Regions from separate parts of the Homo sapiens genome. Here region 1 is linked to region 2. A link is a contact called in ENCODE Hi-C data. All regions are on one chromosome and are shown on one strand. The core of a region is the stretch at or near the end of the contact, and the rest is flanking DNA. Distances in the headings are between cores, read along the strand shown.

Region 1 (6,578 bases), core at 743-3,242, 4.1 Mb after region 2:
TTCACATTTAAGTTCCAGTCATTTCATTTTATCGCTGTATCTGTGTACAGAATGCTAAAGAATAAGACATAAAAAATAAAAGTACAGTTATAAACACCTCTTTTAAAAGGCAGAGACTGTTCGCTTGGGCAAAAAAAAGCAAGATCCAACTACATGCTATCTACAAGAAACCCACCCTAAATACAACAGGTAAAAGGAAGCTAAATGGAACGTGGGTCCTGGCTTGTACCCTGGCATGTAAAGAAAACATTGGAGGAAAAGGTGGTGAAATCCCAGTAAAGTCTGGGTTTTAGTTACAGTAATGCATCATGTCAGTATCTACAACAAACCACTTTTGTTGGTGCTTGTGATGACAGCATCAGAAGAAAGTGGGCATAAAACATGGTGGACTGCTTATGATCTTTGCAACTTTTCTTTTTTTTTTTTTTGAGACAAGAATTTCACTCTTGTTGCCCAGGCTGGAGTGCAATGGTGTAACCTCGGCTCACTGCAACCTTGGCCTCCTGGGTTCAAGCGATTCTCCTGCCTCAGCCTCCCGAGTAGCCGGGATTACAGGTGCACGCGCCACCACGCCCAGCTAATTTCTGTATTTTTAGTAGAGACGGGACTTCACCATGTTGGCCAGGCTGATCTTGAACTCCTGACCCCAGGTGATCCACCCATCTCGGCCTCCCAAAGTGTTGGGATTACAGGCGTGAGCCAGCGCGCCCGGTCTTTGCAACGTTTTGAATAAATCCAAAATTATTCCAGAACAAAAAGCTTAGTACCAAAAAGAAAACAAAAACAAAAACAAAACAAACCCCCCCCCCCCCACAGAGTAAAATAACGGAAAAAGATCTACTATGCTAGCACTAACAAAATAATACGTAGTTATGAAAATGGTATGTATTTTTCAAGCTAGACGTTCATAATGGTAGAACATGAGGAGGAAAACTGCCTCTTAAATCCCACCACTTACTGTGACACAGTGACCGGTCCCTGCAGCGGACTGGATAGTTGTATCAGAGTCCTGGACGGAAACAGATGGCACTCAAAAGGTGGCGCGCAGTTCAGAGAAATGCCTATGTACGGATTTGGTCCAATGCCTCAGCCTGACCTCAGGGACCTTCGGGGGTCTGCTCCGCGCCCACCCTTACACATCTGTGACCCCACACACTTCCACCCCAGCGCCACTGCCAACAGCTACACCCATCCCCCTCCAACCGCGTCAGCTTCCAGCCTCGGTCCATCTGAACTCGCCGTGCCCCCTCCCCTGCGCCCTTCCAGATTCATTTGCTAGGGAAGCCCGCTCTTCCGGGTGGAGCTGTTCCTCATCCCCTTTCTTTATCATTCTCTCCCCAGGGCTTCCACATCACCGTGCTGTGGACAATCCCGGAACTCCTGTCACGCCAGTTTACATTTAGGAACAGTAATGGCTCCCACTGACTCAGTCAAAACAAGGCTGCGGCCGGGCACGGTGGCTCACGCCCGTAATCCCAGCACTTTGGGAAGCCGAGACGGAGGGATCACGAGGTCAGGAGTTCGAGAACAGCCTGGCCGACATGGTGAAACCCCGTCTTTACTAAAAACACAAAAATTAGCCGGGCATAGTGGCGCGCGCCTGTAATCCCAGCTACTCCGGAGGCTGAGGCAGAATTGTTTGAACCCAGGAGGCGGAGGTTGCAGTGAGCAGAGATCACGCCACTGTACTCTATCGTGGGCGACGACAGAGCAAGAGCAAGACTCCGTCTCCGAGAACAACAACAACAGCAACAAGAAAACAACAATAAAAAAAATAAGGCTGCGTGGGAGGCAGAAAGAGCTAATGCGGCCACGCTTGTCTCCTCGGGGCCACCGTCCCCACCCAGACTTCCGGTCTGCCTTAAAATGTTCATGCGTAAGTGCGTGGGCAGGAAGGCGGGCTCAAGCGCAGCTCGTGGCGTTCATTGGCTGTGCAGGGCCGAGGGAGGCGGTGCAAGGCCGCCGCGTGACGTCAGGACGCCGCGGTCAGGACGTCGAAGCCAAAGAAGACCAGAGCCAGCCGGGTGGCACAGCGGTGTCGTGGCCGTGTTGCTGATCGCCTGGGTGGTTGTTGGCGTGTCCCTGCAGCGAAGGATCCTGGTTGGTAAGGGGAGCGGCAGGCGAGCAGGCGGGCGGGGATAGCATCTCCTTTTGGTCTTGCGCCCCGCGAGCCCCGAGGCCTTCTCGGCCGTCGCAGCAGCAGACGCCGCGCGCGAGCGTCGACAGGGTGTGGCGGCGCAGGGGCAGCCACTGCGCCTGCGCACCGGGCCTGGGGCCGCGCGTTCGGGCACTAGCGCGCGTGCGCCGTCGTCTTCTAATTTCCGTTCCTCTCCCTTGGAGTTCTCGGGGCCCCGGGGCGCCCCTCACTCGCCGTTGACCGGGTGTTGCCCCGGGCGACGGGCGGCTCCTGCGCGTCTTTCTGGGGCGTGGTGCGCAGGCGCGGCCTGGGCAGTGGCTCCGTGGCTAGTCGTGGGGATCCGAGCGGCCTCCTCCACCCGGCGTCCTCCTTTGCCTTCGCCCAGCCTGCGGGACGGCCAGGTGCTCCCGGGACCTCAGGCCTCGCGTCTGATGCCTGTCTCTGTTCTTGAGACCCGTCCGGGAGTCCTCTGTCCAGCCCCCAACTCCTGACCTTACCTCTAATCTCCCTTCTGCCCTGGGGCTCCTCTTCCTGTGTCCCCGCCACGATCCCTCGTCTCCACCCACGCCCTGTGTCCTGTTTAAGTTAAGCCTTTGCGTTTCTAGGGCTTTTCCCCAGCTCCAGACTCCCGTTCCTATCCCGTCAACTCGTGGGAATTCCGGTTCTCCTGCGGGATTAATTATCCTACTTATCAGTTACTCCCTCTCGGGAGTTTAGGCTCCTGAATCCTTGCTCCGGAGACACTCCACTTTTCTTCCAATTCTCTCTGTACCCCACTCTTAATTCGTTGAACATGTTTTGGGTCTTCTTTGGCATTCCCAAAGCTTTATGTCCAGACACCCAACCACGGTGATCCCTTTTCTCTCCCAGCCCTACCCCTGCTTCCGGGAACCTCCCGTGGAAGCAGGCAGGGGTAGTCCCACTGAGGACTCCCACGTAGGTCTCTTTACTGCCCTTCGGAGACCTTTTTGAAATCAGTCTGTCAGTGCTAAGAACCCATTTCTTCACGTTGGGGTTCACGTTGGCATTCTCAGGAACGCTCAACGACCACTTGCTTCCAGGGTTAACTTCCGGAAAATCCCCTTTTCCTCTCAAAATTTTCTTCTCTTCTCCAATATTCTTCCAGCCCCCTCGATGCTCCCTGAAAGGCCTCCCTTTTCACAGAGTTCTCGGAAACCTTTCCACCCTCTCAGCCTTAAGGGTTCCCTCAGACTCTTCTCATTATAGCATCCATCCTCTTGGTTCAGGTTCCTTTCACAACCCGTACTCCCTAGCTTTTTTTTTTTTTTTTTTTTTGAGACAGAGTTTCGCTCTTGTTGCCCAGGCTGGAGAGCAATGGCGCAGTCTCAGCTTACCGCCCTCCGCCTCCCGTGTTCAAGCGATTCTCCTGCCTCGGCCTCCCTAGTAGCTGGGATTACAGGCATATGCCACCATGCCCAGCTAATTTGGTATTTTTAGTAGAGACGTGGTTACTCCATGTTGGTTAGGCTGGTCTCGAACTCCCGACCTCAGGTGACCTGCCCGCCTTGGCCTCTCAAAGTGCTGGGATTACAGGCGTGAGCCACCGCGCCTGGCCCCTAGAATTTTTTGTAGACCTTTTCCCCTTGATGGAGGCACCCCTACCCTCTGGACCTTTCATCACAGCCTCTCTTTGCTCACATGGGTTTCAGACCCTTCTCCTTCCCTTTGGGAAGTCTGCTCTGGCTTCCCTGTTTCCAAATCCTTCGTTTTCCACCTGGAGCTCTACAAAGGGGCCAGGGGCTTCCCCTCACTCCAGCCTTTCTAGTCCACACCCAGAACTCTTCAGATCCTTGACCCCAGTGGCTTTTCAGTCAGCCTCCCCTTTTCTGCCCGGCTTCTCTTGAGTCCATCTACTTTTCTTCCCCACTTTGTGACGTGTTTTTAGCTCCCCCTTAAGTCTCCCTAACTCATTCTTTTTCTCATAGACAGTGAAAAAGCAGTCTGGCTCCCGAGGTCCACCCCTTATACCCCAAGGTCCAGATGGCGGCCAACGTGGGTGATCAACGTAGCACAGATTGGTTAGTGAGGCGAGAGGGATGGAGGCCAGTCGGGAGGGAAAGAGGAAGCAAGACCCAGTGCTGTCCTCTGGGGTGGGACCTCCCGTGGCCTTAGGGGAGGTGATGCCACAATCCCTGTGGGTGGGGGTGGTGGTGAGGCAAACACAGAGGGAAGCATTTGGTTGTGGTGTGGAGAGGGGCAAGCTTTCACCTCTCTGAGCTTTCGTTTTTCACAGTACAGCGCTTGCTTTGCAGAATTGTGATGATTCATTCAAGCAAGTGTAATTAGGAGGCAGCTTCCCAACACTCAATACACAGTCATTTATTTGTTTTTCTGCTGATTCCTTATTTTTTCTCAAAATAGTGTGATAACCTGCCGACTGGGGTGATGTCAGACAGAATTCATTGATTCATGAAAGACATAGCCCTAGGAGGTGCCAAGGCCTGTGTTCAGTTCTGTGGGTTCTGTTAATTGTTTTGTTTGTTTGGTTTTAACAACTGCTGTGTGCCAGGCTCTGGGATAAGTACCTTAAGTAGGTGATCTCATTTATCCCTCCCAGCAGACTCTGAAGCAGAAACCCTTTATCAGCATAGTACAGATTAGAAAACTTAGGCTTAGACTGGTAGTAACAGTTAGATATGGGATCCAGGGGCTGGAATTTGCCTCCCAACTTGCCCACCTGTGTACAGTGGGGAGAACAGGTGTGACTTGATGTCCTCTCTCTCTGCAGGTCTTCTCAGTACAGCATGGTGGCTGGGGCAGGCCGAGAGAATGGCATGGAGACGCCGATGCACGAGAACCCGGAGTGGGAGAAGGCCCGTCAGGCCCTGGCCAGCATCAGCAAGTCAGGAGCTGCCGGCGGCTCTGCCAAGTCCAGCAGCAATGGGCCTGTGGCCAGTGCACAGGTGAGAAGGCCTCATGGGGCTGGGGTACCCTGAGCCAGAGGTTGTGGGAGGGACACAGTCTGGCGTCCTGTTGTATCATTCAGACGGGGTGCTCTGAGGGGAAACATGAAAAGACGTTCCAGGGTATCTAAATCTGAACGGGAAAAAGTTCTGTTTCCTTGAGGAAATTAGGGCGTGATGTGGTTCTGAAGAGGGAGGCCATGCCCATGCCCCTGGTCTCTAACGTGCGTGAGTCTCATGGTAGAGACAGTGGCTCACTTTGCAGATACATGGACCCAGTTTCATCCCTTGGCAATTGGCCACCAGTAAACAGGCTTGCCCTTTGGGGGCCGTGTGCCTGTGGATTTGGGCTGCTGACGGCACATGTGCCTCTGCTTCCACAGTACGTGTCCCAGGCAGAAGCCTCAGCTTTGCAGCAGCAGCAGTACTACCAGTGGTACCAGCAGTACAACTATGCCTACCCCTACAGCTACTACTATCCCATGGTGAGTGCCCAGCCAGTGGGGCGGGGCAGGGCGAGGTGGAGTCTGCTGGGTCGGGGCGAGGTGAAGTGGAGTCTGCCGGGATGGGGCTGGGTGGTGGATGGACTGGAGATCGCAGTGATAACTGCTCAGAAACCCTCTAACTTGCCCAGGAGGTAAATTCCTAGGTCCCCGCCATGAGCCACAAGGTCCTACATACCCGGTTCTGGTCCCTTCTCTCCTCATGCTCATTCTGCCATGGCCATCGAAGCAGAGACCTCCTTGATGCCCGCACCCGCCAGGCCCGCTCTCGCTTTGCCCTGGCTGCAGTGCTCCCTGTGTTGCCGCCTCTTGGAGGTCTCTGCTCAGATGCCGCCTTCAGAGAGCCTCTACCTGACACACTGATTGAAAGTAGCATTCCTGCCTCGCAGCCTGTCCCTCTCCCTTTCTTTGCCATCTTATTGTTTCATGATCCTTATTGCTGGATGTATTACATGTTGATGTCTCCAGCCGGACATGTAATTCCAGCACAAGCTTCATTACAGCATGGGTTTTCCTTTTGTTCTGTCGTAGTGCTTAGAAGAGTTGGCACTCAGTATCGTTGATTATATTCTTCCGAGAACTAGCTAAGTGAGATGTGGGATTGATAGAGGTTTTTCTTTTCCTAATATATGAGAGGATGTGGTGCATTAATATAGTGAAGAGAGAAAGGGGTGAGGGATTGGTAGAGGGTCATGGCTGGTGTAGTTCCTGAGCAGGCTGGGGAAGCGGAAAGGGTAGGCCTCCCACTAAACCCTCCCTCCCTGCGCCTTTGCAGAGCATGTACCAGAGCTATGGCTCCCCTTCCCAGTATGGGATGGCCGGCTCCTATGGCTCAGCCACACCCCAGCAGCCATCCGCACCCCAACACCAAGGGACTCTGAACCAGGTAACATCCTAGCCCAGCTCCCATACCCTGCTCAAGCAGAGGAAGTGTAGATTTTTGAATGAGCTGTCAATGAGGAATGGCTTGTACTCCTTAAGCTGCTTTTTTCCTTCCAAGCAACTCCTGATCTG
Region 2 (6,513 bases), core at 4,014-6,513:
GGTTATGGTGGTGGTTGCACAACCCGTGAACTTGCTAAAAACCATTAAATTGTACTTGAAAGTGCTGAATTGTTTGGTGTGTGAACCAAATCTCAATAAAGCTATTACCAAAAAAATTAGAGAATATTGGGTTACTTACAAATGAGAACCTTGGTCCACAGCTACCTTCAGACAACAAAACTGCCAGTGACCGAGTGCTTCTGTATGCCAGGCACTGCGCTTCCGGGATCCTCATACCCTTCATAAGAAATAAGAACAAGAGGCCGGGCACGGCAGCACACGCCTGTAATTCCTGCACTTTGAGAGGCCGAGGTGGGTGGATTGCCTGAGGTCGGGAGTTCGAGACCAGCCTGGCCAACATGATGAAACCCTGTCTCTATTAAAAATACAAAAAATTAGCCGGGCGTGGTGGCAGGTGCCTGTAGTCCCAGCTAGTCAGGAGGCTGAGGCAGGAGAATGGCGTGAACCCGGCAGGCAGAGGTTGCAGTGAGCCGAGATCACGCCACTGTACTAGAGTAAACTCTGTCTCAAATAAATAAATAAATAAATAAATAAGAACAAAGCCGGGCGTGGTGGCTCATGCCTGTAATCCCAGCACTTTGGGAGGCTGAGATGAGTGGATCACTTGATGTCAGGAGTTTGAAACCAGCCTGCCCAACATGGTGAAACCCCGTCTCTACTAAAAACACAAAAATTAGCCGGGCATGGTGGTGCGCACCCGTGATCCCAGCTACTCAGGAGGCTGAGGCAGGAGAATAACTTGAACCCGGGAGGCAGAAGTTGCAGTGAACCAAGATTGGGCCACTGCACTCTAGCCTGGGTGACAAGAGCAAAACTCAAAGAAAAAAGGAAGAACGATTTATCCTATTTACCAGTAGGTCAACCGAGACTGAGTGCAATGTGACTCGTCCCAAAAGTGTTGTAATTCCTCTTCAGCCTATTTCAGGACTCTTGCACTTTTCTAACAGTGGAAACTTAGAACTACTTTAACAGCCACAAGAATCAATACAGGCTGGATGAGAGGCTCATGCCTGTAATCCCGGCACCTTGGGAGGCCAAGGTGGGCAGATCGCCTGAGTCCATGAGTTCAAGAACAGCCTAGGCAACGTGGCGAAACCCCATCTCTAACAAAAATGTAAAAACTTAGCTGGGTGTGGTGGCTCATGCCTGCGGTCCCACATACTCTGGAGGCTGAGGTGGGAGGATCACCTGAGCCCAGGAGGTCAGGGCTGCAATAAGCCAAGATGGCACCACTGCACTCCAGCCTGGGCGACAGAGTGAGATCTTATCTTAAAAAAATAAATAAATAAATAAATAAATATAAATACAGTTCCACCATATCAGGCACCTCATTTGAAACCCACCCTGTTTATGCTTTTACCTCATTTAGTCATAAGAGTAAGGCAACAAGGTCATACTCTTGATCCCGGTGGGCTAGGGGAAGTCCCCATATGCTGGTGTGGGACCTCCACCCCAGCCAATGTCCAGGCTCTTGACACCATCTCGGGAAGGAACTTGAGGACAAGTGGGAAAATACTGAAAGTACAAAGATGTATTGCAAAGTGAAAAGTACACACTCAACAAAGAGGAGTACAGGTGGACTCCAGAGAGAGTCTCCTGCAGGGGGGGTTTGGGGCTGCTACCTTAATGGGTTTCTCTCTTTTTGTTTTGAGACAGTCTTGCTCTGTCCCCAGGCTGGAGTGCAGTGGCACGATCTTGGCTCACTGCAACCTCCGCCTCACGGGTTCCAGCGATTCTCCTGCCTCAGTCTCCTGAGTAGCTGGGACTACAGGTATGTACTATGGATTTCTTTAATCAAGGAGTGGAATATTCATGAAGATTCCTAGAAAAAGGAGATTTTTGAGAACTGTGGTGCCACCCACTTTTACACCAAATATGGGTGTTCCTGTAACCGTCCTGGTGCTGGTGGGTGTGTGTTTATGTTAATGAGCATATAACGAGGTCCTAGGTGAGACCTAGGTCATATGTAGGGCCTTGTTGGGTCCAATGTGTCTTAGCCAGGTTGGTCCACACCTAGGGTTTTCAAGAGTCTTATCAGCCCCCACCTGCTGCAACTATTTCAACAGTTTCCTTTTGCTAGTCATGTGAAACTGCTGCCTGGAATTTTCTATTCTCCTGTGACTACCCTGTGTTATTCCTGTCTCGCTTTTTTTTTTTTTTTTTTTTTTTGAGATAGAGTTTCAGTCTGTCGGTAGGCTGGAGTGCAGTGGCGCGATCTCGGCTCACTGCAACCTCTGACTCCTTGGTTCAAGAGATTCTCCTGCCTCAGCCTCCCAAGTAGTTGGGATTACAGGCACGTGCCACCACGCCCAGCTAATTTTTGTATTTTTAGTTGAGATGGGGTTTCACCATGTTGGCCAGGATGGTCTCCATCTCCTGACATCGTGATCTGCCTGCCTCAGCCTTCCAAAATGCTGGGATTACTGGCATGAACCACTGTGCCTAGCCTCCTGTCTCACTCTTTTTAATTTTTTTATTTTTATTTATTTGTTTATTTATTTATTTATTTTGAGACGGAGTCTTACTCTGTTGCCAGGCTGGAGTGCAGTGGCGCGTTCTCGGCTCACTGCAACCTCCGCCTCCTGGGTTCAAGTGATTCTTCTGTCTCAGCCTCCCAAGTAGCTGGGATTACAGGCACGTACCACCACGCCTGGCTATTTTTTTTGTATTTTTTTTAGTAGAGATGGGGTTTCATGGTGTTGGTCAGGCTGGTCTTGAACTCCTGACCTTGTGATCCACCTGCCTTGGCCTCCCAAAGTGCTGGGATTACAGGCGTGAGCCACCGTGCCCTGCCTTTATTTTTTTATTTTTGAGATGCAGTTTTGCTCCTGCTGCCCAGGGTGGAATGCAATGGCAAGATCTTGGCTCACCACAACCTCTGTCTCCCGGGTTCAATTCTCCTGCCTCAGCCTCCTGAGTAGCTGGGATTACAGGTGCCCGCCACCATGCCCGGCTAATTTTATATTTTTAGTAGAGACCAGGTTTCAGCAAGTTGGTCAGGCTAGTCTCGAACTCCTGATCTCAGGTGATCCACCTGCCTTGGCCTCCCAAAGTGCTGGGATTACAGGCATGAGCCACCATGCCCGGCTTTCTCACTCCTGTTTGCAATTTACAGGCAAGGAAACTGAGGCACGGGGAGGTTAAGGAACTGGGCTCAGTGTTACACAGGAAGGAAGTGACAGAGACACCAGGTTCTGCCATTTCCAACGCTCATGTTAATCACTTGTTTCGCTTCTAACATCCCTAGGTGGAAAATTCCACAATCTCAAACGATGGGCCTGAGTAGACATAATAAGTTACAGAAGAGCATGGATCACATAGTCCCATTTCTTTTTTATAAAGGCATACACATATGTCAGAGGCATTCCAACCACAGCGATTCTGTCTTGAATAGGAGCTTGGTAAAATAAGGCTGAGACCTACTGGGCTGCGTTCCCAGGAGGTTAAGGCATTCTTAGTCACAGGATGAGATAGGATAGGAGGTTGGCACAAGATACGGGTCACAAAGAGCTTGCTGATAAAACAGCATATGCAGTAAAGAAGTCAGCCAGATCCCAGCAAAACCAAGATGGCGATGAGAGTGACCTCTAGCCGTCCTCATGGCTCATTATACACTAATTATAACGCATTAGCATGCTAAAAGTCACACCCACCAGCACGATGACAGCTTACAAATGCCATGGCAACGTCAGGAAGTTCCCCTATATGGTCTAAACGGGGGAGGAACCCTCAATTCTGAGAATTGCCTACCCTTTTCCTGGAAAACTCATGAATAATCCACCCGTTGTTTAGTATATAATCAAGAAATAACTATAAGTATAATCACAGTGAACAGCCCAAGCCGCTGCTCTACCTGGAGTAGCCATTCTTTTATTCCTTTATTTTTATTGCATTTTATTTTTGAGACGGAGTTTCGCTCTTGTTACCCAGACTGGAGTGCAATGGCGCAATCTCGGCTCACCGCAACCTCGGCTCACCGCAACCTCCGCCTCCTGGGTTCAAGCGATTCTCCTGCCTCAGCCTCTCCCGAGTAGCTGGGATTACAGGCGCCCGCCACCATGCCTGGCTAATTTTGTATTTTTAGTAGAGACGGAGTTTCTCCATGTTGGTCAGGCTGATCTCAAACTCCCGACCTCAGGTGATCTGCCCACCTCGGCCTCCCAAAGTGCTGGGATTACAGGCGTGAGCCACCGCGCCCGGTCCGAGACTGAGCTTTTTTAATTCTTCCAATCACCAAGTTATTGAAACCATTTTTGCAAAATTTTAACAATGAGAAAATTCTGACATCTCAAATCTGGCCAGGCACAGCGGCTCACGCCTGTAATCCCAACACTCTGGAAGGCCGAGGTAGGTGGATTGCCTGAGGTCAGGAGTTCGATACCAGCCTGGCAAACATGGTGAAACCCCATCTCTACTAAAAATAGAAAAATTAGCCGGCCGTGGTGGTGGGCACCTGTAATCCCAGCTACAAGGGAGGCTGAGGCAGGAGAATCGCTTGAACCCAGGAGGCGGAAGTTGCAGTTAGCTGAGATCGCGGCACTGCACTCCAGCCTGGGCAACAGAGTGAGACTCCATCTCAAAAAAAAAAAAGTAAAAATAAGCCCGGTGCCGCAGCTCACGCCTGTAATCCCAGCACTTTGGGAGGCCGAGGCAGGCGGATCATTTGAAGTCAGGAGTTCGAGACCAGCCTCGCCAACATGGCGAAACCCTGTCTCTACTAAAAATACAAAAAAATGAGCCGGGCGTGGTGGCACATGCCTGTAATCCCAGTTACTTGGGAGGGTGAGGCAAGAGAATCTCTTGAACCCAGGACGCAGAGGCTGGAGTGAGCTGAGATCACACCACTGCACTCCAGTCTGGGGTGACAGAGTGAGACCTCTCCAAATAAATAAATAAAAATAAATAAAACTAACAAGCAGCACGACTCCAAAATCAGAAAACTTGTAACGACCAAAAAAGTGCAAACGTGCCTTAAATCAGTCATGTGCGACAAGCAGCTATAGCTAGGGTTTGGCCGCAGGCTCAGAGAAGCGCATGAATGAGCTAAAGCCACAAAGCGCGGGGCTGGAGGTTTGGCTCCCAAGAAGCGAGGAAATGGGTTCGGAACTCTTCTGCCAAGTCCCAGTAGATCTACCCGGTAAACTTCCGGTGAGTTTCCAACTTCCGTGCGGGGCAGCAGCTTCGGCTGGTCCTAAGCGGACCGGAAGTTCGTCAAGTTTCACGCTCCGCCCCTCTTCCGGACGTGACGCAAGGGCGGGGTTGCCGGAAGAAGTGGCGAAGTTACTTTTGAGGGTATTTGAGTAGCGGCGGTGTGTCAGGGGCTAAAGAGGAGGACGAAGAAAAGCAGAGCAAGGGAACCCAGGTAGGTGCACCCGAGAGTGGGGAGACGCAGGAGGAGCCCCGAACCCGGGGCTTCTCGGCGCTCCCCGCGTACTCCGCTCTGCCCCCTTCTCTCCTTCCATTTCCTCCCCTCGGTAATTCGCGCCTCCCGCGGCTGTTTCCAGGGCAACAGGAGTAGTTCACTCCGCGAGAGGCCGTCCACGAGACCCCCGCGCGCAGCCATGAGCCCCGCCCCCCGCTGTTGCTTGGAGAGGGGCGGGACCTGGAGAGAGGTGCGAGGGCGGAGCATGAATGGAGGAGGCGGGGCGGGGCATGATGGGAGGTGATGGGGCGGGACCTGCAGCGCGGTGCGGGGGCGGGGCATGAAGGGAGGAGGCGGGGCTGGGGGCGGGGCATGATGGGAGGAGATGTGGCGGGGCCTGGAGCGAGGTTGTGGGGGTGCAGTAGGAAGGGAGGAGGCGGGGCGGGGGCGGGGCATGATGGGAGGGGATGGGGACCTGGAGCGAGGTTGTGGGGGTGAGGCTTGGAGGGAGGGATGCATATGGGGCGGGGCAAGGTGTTGGGAGGCCCATGATGGGGGCTTTAGGGGCTGAACCTGGAAGGTTGAGGGCGGAGCATAGTAGGAGGAGGTGGGGTCAGAATGAGAAATAGGGATGCTTGGGGCAGAAGTGAGGTAGAGTCTTAAGAAGAGGAGGTGGGGGGAAACTACATGGCATGGAGGCCGTGAAGGCAGAGCATGATTAAAGGAGAATGGGCCCTACCTAGAAAAAGCAGGTGGATTGGACCTGAGGGGGCGGGGCCTACAGCAGGGGCGGGGCTTAAGACCAAGCTGAAGGCTGGCGTGGAACAGAAGGGGGCAGGTCTTGTTAGAAGGATGGGGAGGGTTTGTAGGCTGGCAGGAACCAGGGTTGTGGCTGAGAGTAGGGTCTTTGGAGAGATGGAAAAAAAAGGGAAAGCCCTGTCAGGACCTGTAACTGACCTAACCTAACCCTTCTTAGCCCCACAAGGCTCTCAATCCCCTGTATTCTACAGGCTGCTCCGTGACCCCACCATGTCCTCTCCTACCACGAGTTCCCTGGATACCCCCCTGCCTGGTGAGTGACTCTCTTCCCCACCCAGCCCTTATCACACACGAGCAGAAGCTCACTGTAC

The links. A loop is a pair of places that touch in the nucleus more often than their neighbours do. Pooled maps may share reads with other maps.
Region 1: a loop to region 2 is called in a pooled map, with 5 times the contacts of the local background. The contact joins the promoter of LENG8 here to the promoter of NR1H2 in region 2. A Hi-C loop is called at or near these places in 7 of 50 pooled maps.

What each region holds. Positions count from the first base shown.
Region 1 is chr19:54,447,207-54,453,784 of GRCh38, forward strand. It overlaps LENG8 (leukocyte receptor cluster member 8), which reads left to right and starts at 1,993. Exons shown (of 16, transcript NM_052925.4): 1 at 1,993-2,104; 2 at 4,084-4,176; 3 at 4,887-5,061; 4 at 5,445-5,546; 5 at 6,340-6,450. The coding sequence starts at 4,139. LENG8-AS1 (LENG8 antisense RNA 1) reads right to left here and starts at 1,832. Exons shown (of 3, transcript NR_126418.1): 1 at 1,356-1,832; 2 at 959-1,009. RefSeq lists an enhancer at 1,743-2,650.
Region 2 is chr19:50,371,194-50,377,706 of GRCh38, forward strand. It overlaps NR1H2 (nuclear receptor subfamily 1 group H member 2), which reads left to right and starts at 5,264. Exons shown (of 10, transcript NM_007121.7): 1 at 5,264-5,383; 2 at 5,526-5,633; 3 at 6,394-6,455. The coding sequence starts at 6,413. LOC105372437 (a long non-coding RNA gene) reads left to right here. Exons shown (of 4, transcript XR_007067299.1): 4 at 1,678-2,183. RefSeq lists an enhancer at 5,173-5,984 and a silencer at 5,805-5,894.